2 separate regions of the Homo sapiens genome follow, and region 1 is linked to region 2. The links are chromatin loops, found by intact Hi-C in ENCODE. Cell type or tissue: GM12878. All regions are shown on one strand. Links, peaks and the distances in the headings refer to the core of each region. The heading gives the core; the rest is flanking DNA.

What was found. Peaks named below come from ENCODE experiments on the same cell type or tissue, not always from the same donor. Only the 100,000 strongest peaks of a DNase experiment are listed, where the experiment ranks them.
Region 1: it touches region 2 in a loop (2.8-fold over the local background); 19 of 110 quality-filtered maps call a loop at or near these places.

The regions. Positions count from the first base shown.
Region 1 is chr5:131,809,563-131,812,482 of GRCh38, reverse strand. The region is part of intron 12 of MEIKIN (meiotic kinetochore factor); the gene reads left to right. Among named protein-coding and RNA genes, the nearest start is that of FNIP1, 14 kb to the right of the region's middle. In GM12878, for the core only: a CTCF peak has its summit at 1,387 (motif pointing left); no DNase peak of the experiment used is centred there.
Region 2 is chr5:131,588,325-131,591,244 of GRCh38, reverse strand. The region is part of intron 4 of RAPGEF6 (Rap guanine nucleotide exchange factor 6); the gene reads left to right. Among named protein-coding and RNA genes, the nearest start is that of RAPGEF6, 45 kb to the left of the region's middle. In GM12878, for the core only: a CTCF peak has its summit at 1,531 (motif pointing left); a DNase peak (open chromatin) is centred at 1,564.

The DNA of each region.
Region 1 (2,920 bases), core at 279-2,778, 220 kb before region 2:
CTTGACCCCTGGAAATTACAAAGGTGGAAGGCCTTTGGAGACCTACCAATTTCATTGTAGGAATATACCCAACTGTAATGTATATATGTGTCACCAAAAAATATCTACTAGAATATTAATAGCATCAGTGTTCATGATAGCCTCAAGCTGGAAACTATCCAAATGCCCATTAAGTAAAATGGATCAACTATGGTATATTCATTCATTCAAGTGCTATATAGCAGTGAAAATCAACAATATAAAGTTATATGCAACTGTTACATATTACATGTTATATACAAAATTACAAACATAATGATGCGTTTAACAAAGGGTGCCAGACCCAGTAGAGTATATTTAATATTATCTACATACAGTATAAAACTTGGCAAAACTAAACTATAATGGAAATCACGATAGTGGATGCCCTTGTTGGAGTGGGGGCATTACTTGGAAGGGATTACAAGGGGGAATTCTAGGGTGCCGATAATGTTGTGTTTCCTTATGTCAGTGCTGTTTACACAGGTATGTTGTGTTTGTGAAAACCTATCAAGCTGTACATATGTGTACATTTCTGTGTATTTGTTATACTTTAAGAAGAAGTTGGCCGGGCTGGGCGCAGTGGCTTAGGCCTGTAATCCGAGCACTTTGGGAGGCCCAGGCGGGTCAGGAGATCGAGACCATCCTGGCTAACACGGTGAAACCCCATCTCTACTAAAACTACAAAAAATTAGCTGGGCGTGGTGATGGGCACCTGTAGGCCCAGCTATTCAGGAGGCTGAGGCAGGAGGATGGCATGAACCCGGGAGGCAGAGCTGGCAGTGAGCCGAGATCGTGCCACTGCACTCCAGCCTGGGCGAGAGTGAGACTGCATCTCAAAAAAAAAAAGAAGAAGTTGGCTAGGCATGATGGCTCATGCCTGTAATCCCAGCACGTTGGGAGGCCGAGGTGGGCGGATTACCTGAGGTCAGGAGTTCGAGAACAGCCTAGCCAACATGGCGAAACCCTGTCTCTACTAAAAATACAAAAATTAGCTGGGCATGGTTGCAGGTGCCAGGAGGCAGAGGTTGCAGTGAGCCGAGATTGCACCACTGCATACCAGCCTGGATGACAGAGTGAGACTCCGTCTCAAAAATAAAAAATTAAAAAAAAAAAAAAGAAAAGAAAAAGTTTACAAATAACACTAGCAACACTCTTAATTTGATCTTTTTGGCCTGTCATATTAGTTTCTGACGTTAGATATTGTTAAAATTCTGGACTTAAGTATGCAACAAATCAAAACCAAAGTGTGTCTGGGAGGTTCTTTTGAGTGTTCAGACTGAAGTTTTTTAGTTTAATTTACAGAGATAACTGCCCTTAATTCCCCTCCCCATTAATGTTGAACTAATGAACTAACGGTGCCATCTCCTGGCCTCTTTCTAGGCTCTCACCGTAACAGCTGCCTCCTGTTTCCCTTTCAACCTCTGGCCACTTCTCTCTTTCCTTTAGTAAAAATAGCAAAGCACCAAGCTAACTAGTGATCATGTTATTTTAAACATGCAGCAGCCTATTTTTAGTCCTGGCATTTAAAGTTTTAGCTATTTTGGCAGTAATCTAATCAGGACTACAGGGTGAAATTCACTTTTGAATTTCAGTCTAGGACTGTGATCAGTATGATTTTTGTTCATTAATAACTGGCACTATGCTGATTAAATAAAAAACAATGGTGAAAGTGAACCAAAGAGATGTGATAGAGGAGGTGGTGTGGGTAAGTCGTTGGAATAGTGACAGCCAGATAAAGGAGGCTGTAGAAAACATCTAGTCTAAGCTTTCTCAATGCATGGTCCTTCTGACTACCTCACCAGAATAACTACAGACCTGGTAAACTTCAGTCTCTAGAGATGGCACAGGAACCTGCATTTTGAAAGTGATTCCAGTAAGCACAAACATTTGAGAACCATTTCATTAGTCTATTTTACTCATCTTACATATAACAAAAATGACCTGGCCAGGTTAAGTGACTTGCCCAAATGCACAGAGCTTATTACTTGTAGAATCAGAACTAGAACAAGACACTGTAGGAACCCAAGAGAGGACACTTTTAACTTTGAGGTGTTAGAGAAGTCTAATAATACCTTTTGGCTAATCAGACAAAACCTGCAGCTATCCTTATAGTAAATTTTAAGATTTTTTTTTATTCTATTTTGAGCTCCAGAAGAGACGATAAATTATGTGTTATGAATTCATATCTCAGTCTAGTACTGTAGAATCACGGCCTTTAACTGGATGCATATGTTATCTTTAGTGAGAAATTTGATTTTCTAGATAATAATAGCAGGCAGAAGTATCACACAGATATATGACAAATGAAGTGGAAACATATTTATTCGAGTATCCGAAAGATGGTAGTACAAATCACTTAAGAATAGGACATCCCTAAGTTCAAATCCTAACTGTTACATAAGCACATTCCTTAAACTTTCTGAATTTTAGCCTCCTATCTGTAAAATTGGTAAAATAGTAGTTCTTACCTCAAAGAATTGTTGTGAGGACTAGAGATAATCTTTGTAAAGAGTGTGACATATAATAATCACTCATTATGCAATAATTATTTGTTTCTATAGGTTAGGTTAATTTCTCAAGTTTAGCTTTCTTCATCTCCCTTTTGAAAACTGTTCTTTGGTTTTGTTTGTTTTTTTTTTTTTGTTCGTTTGTTTGCTTGTTTTTTGAGACAGAGTCTCACTCTGTTGCCAGGCTGGAGTGCAGTGGCAGCTCACTGCAACCTCCGACTCCCTGGTTCAGGCGATTCTCCTGCCTCAGCCTCCCGAGTAGCTGGGATTACAGGCACGTACCACCACGCCCAGCTAATTTTTGTATTTTTAGTAGAGACAGGGTTTCATCTGTTGTCCAGGAATGTCTTGATCTCCTGACCTCGTGATCCACCTGCCTCAGCCTCCCAAAG
Region 2 (2,920 bases), core at 146-2,645:
TCCCAAAATGTTGAGAAGAAATTTCTAGGCTTTTAAAGTAAGACTTCCAATTGTAGTTAATTTAGTGGCATAACTATTTAACATAAATATCAGGATATGGGACATCTCAATTTAAATATCATTTTAGAAGTCATGCCTTGACTCCTGAAACTTTACATCATTGGCCTTTGGTTAAATGAAATGTGCTAATTGACCAGTTGAATAACACATATAGTTGACTGTATTTATAAATATATAGTAGTTCTTGGCTTTTTTTGAGCTTTTTGGCCATTGTTCCTTTTCCCTGTATTTGTGAAACTCACATTAATGAATTTGTATTGTTAGTCCCTGAGAACTGAATATGCTGGATTGATATTGCCTATGGTTATATTTTAAGATTATTAGTATTTTTCTGTTGAACACTCCTGCTGTTCTGAATGGTCAAGATCTTTGTTATGAGGACTTTTAATAGCCCTTAATCAACTGCAATAATTCACTACTAGTTTGTGATCAAGACAATGAAGTTTATCTTTTTAAGTAAATAATCAGAATGTTTGAGATTTTAGAAAAATCATGGTATGCATTAATGTAATCATAAACTTCACAGGAAACATGATTATGGAAGTTTAATCTTTATTCTAAAGAATAATACTGATTAGGGAATTTATCTTTTGTGTGAAAGATTTATAATAGGCTATTGTAGGTTCATTTTTAGGATTTGTGAGTTACTATAACAAATAAACTACCTGGAATAATGCTTAGCATATATTAAGCATCAAGTAATTTTTGGCTTCTTCAGTCAGAATACAGAAACCATACCGTAATTGGAACAAGTGAAGTTTGATTTTTTTATTATTATGATTTTTTAAATTTGAGACAGAGTCGCTGTTGCCCAGGCTGGAGGGCAGTGGCATGATCTTGGCTCACTGCAACCTGCGCCTTCTGGGTTCAAGCAATTCTGCCTTAGCCTTCCGAATAGCTGGGATTACAGGTGTGTGCCACCACACCCAGCTAATTTTTGTATTTTTAGTAAAGACAGGGTTTCACCATGTTGGCTAGACTGGTCTCAGGCTCCTGACCTCAAGTGATCTGCCCGCCTTGGGCATTACAGTGCTGTGATTACAGACATGAGCCACTGTACCTGGCCTGAGCAGGTAAAGTTTAATTTTAAAATTAAACTAGTTCAAGGGATTAGCTACTAAGAAGGATAAAGCAGAATACCCTACAGCTGAGGGCGAGTTCCCAAAGACAAAACAAACTTGAAAGGGAGACAGACCCCTTCCTCACGACTAGAGTTGAGACTTGGTTGAAGAATGTTAGTTGCAGCCCAATAAATAGCAGAGACATTCACTGGGTTGCTCTGGGACAGAGCTGGTCCACAGTTGTCTGGTCAAGGCTGGCAGGAAGGGGAAGGGAACTGCTGACCAGGAGTGGCACTTAGGAGACCCCCCTTACCAGGATGCAGATGGCCCCTGAAGCTGGGGACAGGAAACAGAAGCCCTCCAATTGCAGAGGAAAGACTTTCTTACTGCAGTGTTACTCTAGCACCCTCTGCTGACAAAACTGTAACATTTTCAGCTAGCAAAGGAGAACATTTACACAATTCTCATCCTTATCACAAAGTATGGCAATAAAGGGTAGATTTGAAGCTGAGAGCCAGTATGTTTGGAGAGGCAGTAAATAACTGTCACAGTCCACTCCCCTGGCTGCTCAGCTTCCTTATGAATGCTTCTAAACACACTTGAAATTCCATTCAACAATCTGTGTCTACGTAACAAGACAAAACTATCCTTTATACAAATGGAGTTCTTACCCTCTCCCCCAAATAAGGAGACACACAACAACAATCATTGCTAGCTATATTTGTATGTAATCTGTCATAGTGCCTCTGAATATTCTGTTAACTAAAGACTACCTTATAAAGTTTACCTTCAATATCTTATACTATATATATAGTAAGCAAAGAGAAAATGCAAAAAGCTACTTACTACAGTCTTTGTTTCTATAATGGGACACAAGGCTATAGTTCATATCTCTGTCTTTCACTACCCATTCAGTATTTCTTGCCTTAACTAAAACTTCAGCTGTTCTGTGTCCTTTACTTTGTGATTGGAACAAAACTTTAATTTTGATGTGTCTTCAACTATCCTGCCTTTTTCTTAGTTGCTGTAGTTTTTCATTAACCTTTTTTTTTTTAAGACAGAGTCTCACTCTGTCACCCAGGTTGGAATGCAGTGATGTGATCCCAGTACACTGCAATCTCTGCCTCCCGGGTTCTGGCAATTCTCCTGTCTCAGTCTCCCAAGTAGCTGGGATTACAGGCATGCACCACCATGCCCGGCTAATTTTTATACTTTTTGTGGAGACAGGGTACCATGTTGGCCAGGCTGGTCTCAAACTCTTGACCTCAAGTGATCTGCCTCCCTTGGCCTCCCAGAGTGCTAGGATTACAGGTGTGAGCCACCTCGCCTGGCTGTTTTCCATTAATCTTTATTGTTTTTGTTGTTGTTGTTGTTGTTTTTTAAGACGGAGTCTCACTCTGTTGCCAAGGCTGGAGTGCGGTGGCTCAGTCTCGGCTCACCTCAACCTCTGCCTCCCAGGTTCAAGTGATCCCTCTGCTTCAGCATCCCAAGTAGCTAGGACTGTAGGTGTGCACCACCACACCTGGCTAATTTTTGTATTCTTAGTAGAGATGAGGTTTCACCATGTTGGCCAGGCTGGTCTCGACCTCTTGACCTCAAGTGATCCACCTGCGTTGGCCTCCCAAAGTGCTGGGATTACAGTGTGAGCCACCCTACAGTGTGAGCCACCGCACCTGGCCCCATTAATCTTTAATAGTGGGCATGGCAATACTAACAGGAGCATAAGAGAATGGCCTAAGTTCCAGATGTAGTCTTTCTTGCCTACATTTTGTGCAGTAACCCATTTTTCCTCTGCTAAT